3 separate regions of the Mus musculus genome follow, and all the other regions are linked to region 3. A link is a contact called in ENCODE Hi-C or POLR2A ChIA-PET data. All regions are on one chromosome and are shown on one strand. The core of a region is the stretch at or near the end of the contact, and the rest is flanking DNA. Distances in the headings are between cores, read along the strand shown. Region 1 holds the start of Trp53 (transformation related protein 53). Region 2 holds the start of Borcs6 (BLOC-1 related complex subunit 6). Region 3 holds the start of Trappc1 (trafficking protein particle complex 1).

Region 1 (3,741 bases), core at 6-2,505, 260 kb before region 3:
ACGCCCAGGCAGAGTCCCGCCACCTCCCGCTGGGAAGAACCGGATGGTGCGGGCTGACTGCACTTAGGACCGCCGGGCGCCCGGGGCCCAAGCCCGCCCCTTCCGCTTTCAGGACGCGCGGAATGCGTTAAGCAAGGGAATGGCTCACCCTAAAACCGGATACTCGGTAATTTGCTTTTCCGGCAGGAAGAAACGACCTATCGGCGCACTCTTTTAAATAAACACCTCCTCCTTTGCAAAAGCAATAACCAAGTAATCCAGAAAAATAAGATGTCGAGGACAGCAGTTTTCCTCCTCAAACCACAGAACCAGCCTAGAATCCATTTCTCCCCTTTCGCTACTCCCCCGTCGCCGGGCGAGCAGTGATCTGCTCCGAAAACAAGAAACCGGAAATGCTCCTGCAAGCGGCAGAAACGTAAAGGAGCCAAACAATAACAGGGCCGGCGGGCCTTTCAGACCAAGAGGCTGAGTCGGGCCCCGAGGGCAAATACTTCTGGCTAGCACCGCTAGTGCTTCAGGCTTTTCTTGGATTTTCTTCATCTAGCAGGGTCGAGAAGCGGCTGGAAAAAAAAAGAAATCACTCCAGGGACAAAGGTCCGGAAGTTGCGGGACCTTAGCAGCTAAGGCTCCCCGGATCACCCCGATCTCATCCAGGAACGGAACCCAGGGTTTCATTAGGATGCTATGGGGGGTCTTAAGTCTTAAGCTATGAATCTCGAAAAATCTTAAATCCTGGTGCTTTGTGCATGTTATTTCCGGAGCTTCCATCACCTAGCAGCGGGCAGATAAGTGTGTACAACGCGTAGCGGAGAGAAAACCCCTTAGGCCATCTCAGTGGTCCCTATATGCTCTACTTTGCAGGTGCATGACAGTGAGGCTCGTCGGTCCTAACATCATCATCATCAGCTACCCTCACTACAGCATCTGACATATACACTCCCGTTCATCCCGCCCGCCAAGCTTCCATTCCGCCCATCTCCATCGCGCTGAGTCCCCCCACTGCCCCACCCCCAAACCCCACGGTTTTCTCTAGTTTTATGGATGCAAACGGAGAGAGCCAGTGACCGAGAGGTCTCGTCACGCTCATCAATTACTTACCCAGTCTTCGGAGAAGCGTGACACCCTGCTGGGAAGGAGGAGGATGAGGGCCTGAATGCTAGGTGCCCCCTAACTGTAGTCGCTACCTACAGCCAGGATGGTCCCAATGAACTGAAGCTACAGAACTTTAGCCAGGGTGAGCACGTGGGAGGGGAAAGTCCCAATCCCAGCAACCCCCGCGAGACTCCTGGCACAAAGCTGGATAGTCGCCATAACAAGTAAGGGCAAGTCCTTCCGTGGGTTGAGGGCAAGAAATGGAGGCGGGGACTTGCAGAGTCAGGATTCTCCCTGAGATGTTGCCCTCAGCAGGAACGCTTTGTGAAAAGTCGTCTAAGATATAGAGCTGTGAGGGCAAAATGGGTGGAAACCGATTCGGAGGACTCCTGCCTCTGTGTCAAGTATAAAGAGTGGAAAGAATTAAGTTTTTATCGTAAGTGGACCGCCACTGTTCTGAGCTCTGTGCTCTTTCCTATCCAGCTAGATAGTCATAGCCATCTTTTTGGATTTTTAAGACAGAGTCTTTGTAGCCAAGGCTGGCCTGGAATTCGCGGCCGTCTTCCTGCTTTAGGCCTTCCAAGTACAGGGATGAACCAACACGGGCCCCTAAGTTCTTTTTCCCCTCATTAGCTAAAATGTCACTTTAGAAAGGCTTTTCATAGTATCTCAATCTAACGTGTTCTCCGAGATACTTGGTATCGCACCACCGTGTTTAATTTCCTGTACAGTCCTTATCACTCTCTGTAAAGACTGTTTTCACAGCCTTTAATTGCACAGCAACGAAAACTTTATGGAGATTAAGAACTAGAAAACATTGCTATTTTTTTCCCAATGCCTTGTATAGTCCTGGGTTAGGCAGTAAGAACTTGATAATAAATGTCGAATGAATGAAGGGAGGGCGGGGGAGAAAGGGAAAGAGAGGAACAAGAAGGGGGGAGAGATGGGGAGAAAGGAAACCTGAGGTTACGGGATTCAAAACAAGATAGTCAAGAGGGGCAAAAACTGTAGAAATTATGCGCCCTCTGCAGGCCAGGGAGGATAGGCGCTTTAAGAATTACCCCCAGGGGACGGTAGGGGGCGCTCGTGTAGTTTTCGCCAAGGCCCAGAGTTCAGACTACAACTCCCAGAAACCTCTAGGAATTCTCCAGCGCTTGAGGTGTAGGCAAAGTCGTTCCTTCCCGCCTTCCCGCTCGGAATCGGAGGAGGATGCGGAGAGCCTATCGGAAGGTGGCCCGACTCCCGCGAGAGCAAGAAGCCCTGGCGGCGCCTAGCGACCCTAGGCGCTTGGCTTTGGACACTCGTTCCCTGGTGATTGCTTTAGGTTCGGCTTACATTTTCCGGAAGAGGAAAGCGGACTCCGGTCTCTGAGCATCCCTGGGAACGGTAATGCACTCTAGCCTCGGCAGCTGGTAGCCGGCTCAGCGAGACTTGCCCGACCTCTGCCTTCCGGGGGCTTACTCTACAGAATGAAGACGTCGGAGGAGCGACTCTTAGCTCCGGATAGCCTCCCTCCTGACCTGGCCCCAGCTCCGGTACCCCAAGGTTCCCCAGCGGAGAAAAATACAGACTTTGAACCGGTGCCTCCGCCATGCGGTGGTGATGACCAACCCCAGCTAGCCACAGATCCCGTGGCTAGCTTGGTTGTGTCCCAGGAGCTTCAACAAGGGGACTCTGTACCTCTGGAAGTAGAATTTAATACTTCCAGTGAGTTGAGTCCTGGAATCGAGGAGCAAGATGTTTCTGAACATGCGAGTCTTCCCGGAGAAGAAACGAATCTCCCCGAGTTGGAGTCAGGAGAAGCCACGGAAGGTGTGTCTGAGGAACGCGCTGAAGTGGATGAGGGGGACACGTAAGTGACACTGGAATCTGAGGAGCCTGGACCTGTGAGAACGACAGCCACCGGTCCTCAGCACCATTTTATTTCCATTTTGCTCTGACGACCCACGTTTGCTGTTTCTCCATCTCCTTTCCAGCTTTTGGACCTACAGCTTCTCGCAGGTACCCCGATACCTCAGTGGTTCCTGGTCCGAGTTCAGCACCCGCTCCGAGAACTTCTTGAAAGGTTGCAAGTGGTAAGTACGATGGGCAAGGAGATGGCCATCTTCAGGAGTTTCCCCTTAAAACTTAACCACACATACTTGGCCCCTTTCGGTGGGACGACAGTCTTGTAATCTCAACTGTTGGGAAATGGAGGCCTGGTTTGTCCACAGAGTGAGACCCTGTCTTAAAATAAAAACAGTAACAAAGTTGGGCGCATGCCTTTAATCTCAGCACTCTGGGGGAAGAAGCAGGCAGATGTGTGAGTTCCAGGCAAACATGGACCATGGGTCCAGTTCTAGGACAGCCAGGGCTACTTAGAGAATCTGTCTTGAGGGAAAGCAAAACAAAACAAAAGCTAAAATCAACCCCAGGGTTTCTAGAAGTTGCTAGGGAGCAATAGACTACGGGTGATACCGAGGTTAAGGTTTTCCCTGCCCTTCCCCTGTGGATGCGTACTGCCGTGTATCGTATTGTGGATTTACCTCAGAGTGGCCAGCATCCTGGTCCTTTTTTGCTTTATTTTGAGATAGGGTCAAGTTGCCCAGACTGGCCTGGAGGTTGGTTCTCTGCCTCAGCCTCTCCAGGAGCTGGGCTTACAGATGTGTG
Region 2 (3,984 bases), core at 639-3,138, 260 kb after region 3:
AGCTCTGGAGCCACAGGGGCCTTCATTCCCATTCCTTTGGCTTCTTCAACCCCTTCGACCCCACACAAAAAAACAGGCTCAGCCTTAGCAGCAGCAGCACTTTAATTCCACAAAAACTCAGAAAGCCAAAATTAATTAGAATACTCCACAACAGGTGGGCTTCAAAACCAGTAACAATTCGACCGGAACCCTGAGAGCAGTGAGACACTCCCCCGTGCCCCCCACCGCTCTCCCTCCATCATGAAATGTGCTCCTCCACCCCGTGGCATTTTAGGGGACCAGAGGAAAGAAGCGGGAGGTTATGCAGATGTTGCGCCCTCACCCTCGCATGGTGTGTGGGCAAGAACCGCTCAAGTTCCTAAAGCCCCTGGCACTTGAGGTGTGTGACCATTGGGATCCGGATAGCCGCAGCGGGGCTGAGGTCTCTCTGATCACACATTCGTGTCTGCCCCACCCTCCAGCAGAGATCTAAGGGCCTGTATTCCCATGGACGGTGTTCTAGCTTAGGGAGAAGGGTCAGGAAGAACAGGGTAGCTATAGATGGCCAACTGAATAAAAGCAGAGCTACATCCCTTTTCACCAGGAGAATCCTCACAACTTCCCCATTCACACTCCATAGGCTTAGAATGGGCACAGGCCTCCTAAACGCTTGTGGAAGAACCTCTAACGTACAGGCATCCCCTCAGCAAGCAGTTTCCACCAGGGCTCTTTGAAGAATCCTGAGGGTCCTACTGGACCCTGGTCTGGCCAGGTTACGCATGGTCTCTCCTCTATGCTCCTGGTCACTTGCATAGGGCCTCCAACACCTCCAGCGTGCGTCGGATATCTCGGACTTGGCGTGCCAGCCCCTGAACCGGTTGCAAAGCCCGTTCCAGCTCCTCGCAGCGCGCAAGTAAGGTGTACATGCCCTTAATGCTCATGTCCACGGCTTCACCTAAGGAGTCCACCGCGTCGCGGTAGGTCTGGATACAGCCCACACTCAACGCTGTCAGCTCTTGCACCGCACCACCCAGCCCGCGAAGCAGACGGTCTACCCGGCCGCCCAGCTCGCGACTCAGCCGCTCCAGATCCCTCAGCACGTCCGGGTCGATGGGAGGGATGGTGGGGGTGGGTGCGGGCGTTAGGCAGGGCCGCACAGAGGCAGGGGGAACGGGTGGTGGGGCGCCACTCAGTCGGATCTTGAGTTGTAGGTTGTTGGCCACAAAGTGAGTAAGGTCGCCGTGGCGGCTCACCGTGCCCTCCAGCTCTAGGGGGCTGGAGATAGTGGCGCGACGTCCTCCGCCCGCGCCGGTCTCGCCACTGGATGAAGACCCCCCTCCACCGCACGCCCCACTCAGCCCGTCCAGGCTGCGGCTGTCCTGAAGGCGGCTGGGGAAGGAGCGGCCAGCCCTACCCGCCGCCGCCTCTTCGTCCTCGTCGTCGTCGTCGTCACCCTCTTGCTGCGGCAGCTCCACATTCATCTCGACGCCTCCGGGGCTCCCTCGACGGCAGACCCTCAGAGCGGAGGGCTGATCCTCGCTGGGCTCCGGCTCCGGGTACCAGGAGGACGGGGGCGGGGCGTGCTCGGAACCTGGCACCCCCCGGCGTCCCCGGGCCCCTGACGGCGTCGCCCGGGAGCTCGGCTTGTCCTCCCAAGTGTCCAGCTCCGGCCCATGGGCGATGCTGCCGCTCCAAGTCTTTGGGGACGCTCGGGGATGACGGCTCGAGACCCCAACGCTCTCAGCCTCTTCCTCCCCGGACAGCGTCCGGACTGAGGGCGGCTTCGAGGGCGTTCGGGACGGCCTGCCGCTGAAAGTCGCGGCCTGGTGCTCAGCTCCGACCGAAAGCTCCGGCTCCGGCCCGAGCCGCCCCTGGGCGGCCTCCATACTGAGGGTGGGGGCCGGAACCGCGAGTCGTCCGCCGGGCTCCCCGGTCAGCGGCGGCGCCTTTAAGGGGCGTTGGCGGAGGCGCGCCGATTGGCAGCCGGATGATAATGGTCCGGACAGGAAGAGCTCTGTGATTGGTCGCCACCCCAGGAAGTTCCGGGAGGAGGGCTGTTATTGAACTGCAGAACACAAGTGAAAGCCAGTCGGGTGGCAGCTCCGGGGTGACAGCTGTGCGCGGGGCCCCGCCCCTTCGGAAAGTTGAGGGGGCGGGTCTTAAAAGACCCGAGCCCCGGAGCGCCGGAGTCCCACCGGGGCGGAGCTTAGGCTCTATGTCCACGGTGGTGTCGTCCGGAATTACCGCCGAGCAGTCGCACTCCACCGGGGATCGTTTTTGGAAGCTCTAGGGGTTCTTGGATGCTCAGGGTTGGACCGAACCGAGCTAGAAAACCGAGAAAGAAAAACAGCAGCGCCAAGAGAGAGAAAGCCGGAATTCCCAGCGGAACGGGGCTGATTGGTTCCATCCTTGAAACATTGACAGACTGATCGTTGAAGCGCCCAGAGTGACTCACTGTGCAGGGGAATTGCAGGTCGTGGACTTTCCTGTGCTTTTGTCACTCTTCGGCCTCCTGTCCCCTCTGCGTAGAGCATTTCTCTCATTGGAGGATAATATTGAGGGTTGTTTGTTTGTTTGTTGTCACAAGAGAAAATATTCCATAGGTGAAAGAATCAGACGTTTTGATAAGCACGCTCGGGAAAATAAAGGGCTGTGATTGAGAGTAAGAAGGACTAGTTAGATGAGGCCTCGGTCGGGAAAGGTCTCTGATGGGAACTATCAAGGGCATCAACTCAGCTTGCTGACAGAGGGAGGAAACCTCAGAGGCAAAGAGGTTTGATATAAACAAGAAACGCTGGGGTACGGAGTGTGGGGGAAGGACAGAGAGAAGACACCAGGGCTAAAATAAATGAGAAGGGAGAGGATTAACAACATCCAGATCGAAGATTCAGGACCCCCGGGCCACATTCCCAGGGCACTGTGGTTTCTGTAACAGATGGAGAGTCTTTCCAAGGGCCGTGGGACAGGAATCAAATGGTAGAAAAGTCGTCAACTGCAACACAGCCAAAGCTCTGGGACCCTTCTAGTTAGCAAAACAATGAATTAATATTCTTCCTTGGTTTAGAATCTTTGTATACCCCCGGCTGTCCTGGAAGTAGCTTTGTAGACCAGGCTGCCCTCAAACTCACATCACAGAGATCTTTCTGCTTCTGCCTCCCAAGTTCTGGCTGGGGTTAAAGGCAGAAGGACACCTGTTCCTGTTTTTGAAACTGAATCCTGTGTGGAAAGTGTGCACAATCACTGTGGCTAGTAATTGCAGAATCTTCCTGTTTTTTTTTTTTTTTTTTTGCATCCCTTCACCCTGTCTTTATTCTTTTTTAAATTTGTTTTGTTTTGTTTGTTTGTTTGTTTTTCGAGACAGGGTTTCTCTGTGTAGCCCTGGGCCTTTGTAGACCAGGCTGGCTTCAAACTCAGAAATTCGCCTGCCTCTGCCTCCCAAGTGCTGGGATTAAAGGCGTGCGGCACCATGCCCAGCCCTGTCTTTATTCTTGTGTTCCTTGCTCGTTTCTTGAGCTCTTTTTCCTTCAAAAGAAGCCATCTTTTGCAAGTCTTTTGTTTTCTACTACTATTACTACTGCTACTATAATTACTTTCTCCTCCTCTTCTTCATGCCAAAGGTGTGCAAAATAAGATGACATTTGGTGTGATAGTGGAGATTTTAGTTGGTGTCATAAGGTTTAGTTGGGACATTGTCTTCCCTATTTGGTGACTCCATTTAGATTCCTTTTGTATATGTACATGTCTTAGGGAGCCTCTATAGTAGGTTTCCATATGGTTTTAAATGTCCTTTAGTGTTAGCTGTCCCTCCCCATATTTCCTCCTTTACCTTCCTTCCTTCCTTCCTTCCTTGATCCATTTAATCCTCCTAGTTTCCCCTTTGGCTCTCCATAACAGTATATTCTATTTCCCTGTCTAAGTACCTGTCTTAGTTTGGGTTTCAATTGCTATAAAAGAGACACCATGACCACAGCAACTTCTTTTTTGTTTAATTCTCTATTCTCCTGA
Region 3 (3,591 bases), core at 341-2,840:
TAGATGTTTCAGCCAGCTCTGGCAGAGAAGAAGGGCAAAGATCGGACATAGGAGTCTAGCCGGGATCGAAAGAGCTCACTTTGCACAGTTTGTCCCAGCGGGCACAGAGGATTCTTCACAACAAACTCCACATACAGCTGCGAAAAGGAGGGTGTGTGAGCCTGATGTGAGACACTTTTCATTTTCAATCTCAAACATGGTGTAATCTCGAGAATATAAGAATACACGGGTGGGGTTGGGGTGGAGAGAGCTCAGGAATTAAGAAAGCATACTACTGCTTTTGCAGAGGTTAGTCAGAGCCTAGCACCCATGTTGGTCAGCTCACAACTGCCTGTAATTCTCCAGAGGATCTGTCCTCCACAGACACTTGTGCTCATGTGCACACATACCCTCTACACAATACATATAATTAAAATAAGAAATACATCATTTATAAAAAAAAAACCCAAAAACCTGCACAAGCTCTCCCTTAGAGAAGCTATTACTGTTTAAGGAGCTAAAGGCTCTGGAGAAAACTGAGTTCAACAGGGATGTGATACAGAAGGATAAGGGCAGAAAACCCGAGGGACTCCTAGGGCTCTAGGAGGAAAAGGGTTCCTCTACTGACACTGACCGCACTGTAGATATGGTGTAGAACATCTCGGATAGGGCCCACGCCCAAGTCAGTATTCATGACAACCTTGATTCCAGTGGGAGTCTCGTAGTAATGGAGTTTGTAACGGCTAGTTTGGAAAGACAGAAAGCCATCCTTCCTGCAGAAATGAGTATTCAGACAGGAGTGAAATCACTCCCAAAGAAATATTTGTGATGCCCTCAAGGTCAACTCCTTCCTATTCATATAGATAGTTTGTAGCAGGTTCATTGAGTAAAAACACCTCCGGTCATCCCCACCCCCGATGTAATTGCAACTGCCTTCACTCTCTCCCCACTTTCAGACCATTCCTGTATCCGCTCCTGCCAGCTTCAAGATTCTCGATCCAGATTCAGCCTCTCTAAAACACACCCTCCCCTCTTTGGGGCCACACGCCACTTCCATTCCAAAACAATATCTCCTGTTCCCAAGGCTGGCTAGCTAGCCCTCCCTTCAACACCCCTCTAAAACCACCGTACATGTCTAGCGGGGACATCTTGCTGACAAACGAACGAATGGAGAAGAGCATTCCATACATCAGCTTGTACTCCTGGAGGGAGAGGTGGTAGAATTAGATCTCGGTTATGGAGGGGGGACAGGATGGGAATAGGAAGGACTTGGGATTTGGAGGAAGAGGACTGGACTGGGACTATGTGCATTTGGGGATTCGCTGGGACCCTCCGATCACCTCTTCCTTAGGGATCCCTGCTTGCTTCTTGCGGTGCCACTCGCTGTAGTGTAGACACACTCCATTCCGGTCAAAAAGGTACAGATTGTGGACAGTCATCTGCAAGATAAAGAGCCTCGCTCAGTGGCTGGTACCCAACTCTCTAGAACCTGATTCTTCAGCCAGGTGGGAACCCCACCCCCGGACTCACCGGAATTGCTCTGAAAGAGGGTGACAAGCTACTTCCGGTTTATAAAGCCCAGCTGGGTCGTAAGCGGCAACCTCAAGAACCCTTAACTCCGCCCCGATAGTCTTACTAGACTCCGCCTCCCTCCTGAAGCCAATCCGTGGTCGCCGATGCCGCGCGCATGCGTGCCCACGTTCCCGGGCCTCTGAAGCCCAGTGATGTGCGGGGAGCTTGGTCTCGCGGGCGGGTGACGTAATTCGGTTGGAGGCGGGATTGCAAGCGGTGGGCGGGAGGCTGCCAACGGTTTTGCAAGCTAGTGTCGCGCTAGGGAGGTTGGCCTTTGGTCTTTCTCTGTGGAGGTTATGGGGCTTGGGGGACAGTCCTCCTCATCTTGGGAAACCAGGGCCGACATGCTCAGAGTAGTCGGAGCCAGGTGGTTGCGGTAGAGAATACCAGGCGGCTGGTTGCCGGGTGTATGTCTGTGCGCGCGCGCGCCCCTTTTATTGAGATTTCTTAGGGTGGGATAGGGAGGAATTCTATGGACCTCTGCTGTGGCTTTTTTTTTATCAGGAAGGATTAGAGGGGAAATCCGAGGAAGTCGACTCTGGGTGGGACAGGTGAAGAAAGGGCGAAACGGGGGTGTTGTGGCATTGAAGTCTTGCCTCTTTCTTCACTAAAACCAATTGGGGGACATACATTGGGCCAGCTTTGGTTTGAGGTCTGTTTCAGTTTGCACATTTTGAGTGTGGGGAAAAAAAAAAGCTAACCATGGTTAACCCGTGCCGAAACTGATTTGCAATTTCCAGGACCCTAGTTAGGAGGAAGGAACTGCAGCGGTTCTGTCTCCCTGCATGCAGGTCTTCTGACCATTCCCCTGACTTTCTGCCTTGCACATCCGCTTTTAACCGTTCCCAGGAGTTGGGAGAAAGAATGTGTTTGCCCTCTCCATGGTCTCTGGAGTCAGTGGACACTCCTCTAACCAGAAAGCTCATTTGTTGAGGACCCAAAGTGTCTTCCTCCCTTCCAAATCTTTCTTCTTTGTGAACTTATCCACAAGTTTGGACCCCTCTCAGAACTGAGGCAGGAGTTCCCAGTCCCCTGCTGAGTCCAGTTGTCTCTTCACTGTACATGGCGACAGCAGCCCCCAGTCCCAGTTCTCCTCTCCGACCTGAGGACCTCCTGAGCGATTCGTCAGAGCCTCCTGGGTTGAACCAGGTGTCCTCCGAGGTGACCTCCCAACTGTATACTTCTTTGCATCTCAGCCGCCAAGCTGAGGCCACGGCCCGGGCCCAGCTGTATCTAGCTCCCACCTCCTCACCTCCTAACGAGGGCTTAGACAGCTTGGCTCAAGAACTGAGTCGCAGCTTGTCCGTTGGATTGGAAAACAACTTGAAGAAAAAGGTGAGAGAGGTGCGTCTTGGAGATCTCTCGGGTGTTAGAAAGCATTAGGTTCCTGGGCTTTCAGGTTAGCTTTGCTGTGGCTTGCGTCTATTAATTAGATTTAAACGATCTCCTCCAAGCACACAGGGCTTTCATGCTTTTTTCTCACAGAAGATACTTTTGAGGGAATGGCATAAACCTATAATTTGGGAAGTTATGACGGTTCCTAGGGTTTTGCTTTGTTTTTGCATGTTTTTGTTTGGACAGACACCTGCCCCTGTAGAGTAGCTTGGTGTCCTAGAAGTGGGGAGTAGGTTTCTTGAACCCAAGTGAGAACTGGAGACTTAAGGACAGCTGCAGCACACGTGAAGATCCTGTCAGCTCGAAATTCTTGTGATTTTGTGGTATGCAAGTCACTGCACATGCATGTGTAGGAAGATAGTTGTACCAAAGGAAAGGATACCTGCTGTGCGGACTGGCGAGAGTCCAGAGTGTGGGATCCGGTAGGCACAGCTGCACCAGGCTTAGACAGGCCATCTGCTCCTCAGTTGACAGCAGTCCCCCTCCAGCCTTGTTTTAAACCTGCTACTTCATTCACTTACTCCCCTTCTGGCCTCTGTAAACATTTGGGGTTTGGGGTTCAAGGTGAAGCCGGGTTTGAGTGCCTTCCTTAGTGTTCTAAGGCCCATTTGAAAATTCTATCCTGGTAGTGCGTAGAATGCTGGT

The links. Hi-C counts contacts between places; a loop is a spot of excess contacts on that map. ChIA-PET counts read pairs that join two places held with the same protein, here RNA polymerase II (POLR2A).
Region 1: POLR2A ChIA-PET joins it to region 3 with 17 read pairs in embryonic stem cell. The contact joins the promoter of Trp53 here to the promoter of Trappc1 in region 3. POLR2A ChIA-PET finds 5 or more read pairs at or near these places in 2 of 5 experiments (Patski and embryonic stem cell).
Region 2: a loop to region 3 is called in a map of heart, with 1.9 times the contacts of the local background. The contact joins the promoter of Borcs6 here to the promoter of Trappc1 in region 3. A Hi-C loop is called at or near these places in 1 of 37 maps with a recorded cell type or tissue (heart). POLR2A ChIA-PET finds 5 or more read pairs at or near these places in 4 of 5 experiments (Patski and embryonic stem cell).

Annotation. Positions count from the first base shown.
Region 1 is chr11:69,577,873-69,581,613 of GRCm38, reverse strand. Trp53 (transformation related protein 53) reads right to left here and starts at 1,255. Exons shown (of 11, transcript NM_011640.3): 1 at 1,099-1,255. It overlaps Wrap53 (WD repeat containing, antisense to Trp53), which reads left to right and starts at 2,365. Exons shown (of 10, transcript NM_144824.3): 1 at 2,365-2,944; 2 at 3,069-3,167. The coding sequence starts at 2,562.
Region 2 is chr11:69,057,679-69,061,662 of GRCm38, reverse strand. It overlaps Borcs6 (BLOC-1 related complex subunit 6), which reads right to left and starts at 1,888. Exons shown (of 1, transcript NM_028005.3): 1 at 87-1,888. The coding sequence starts at 1,865. The coding sequence ends at 783.
Region 3 is chr11:69,321,985-69,325,575 of GRCm38, reverse strand. Trappc1 (trafficking protein particle complex 1) reads right to left here and starts at 1,590. Exons shown (of 5, transcript NM_001024206.2): 1 at 1,510-1,590; 2 at 1,320-1,418; 3 at 1,111-1,181; 4 at 614-752; 5 at 1-137. The coding sequence starts at 1,418. The coding sequence ends at 9. It overlaps Cntrob (centrobin, centrosomal BRCA2 interacting protein), which reads left to right and starts at 1,703. Exons shown (of 19, transcript NM_172560.3): 1 at 1,703-2,886. The coding sequence starts at 2,614.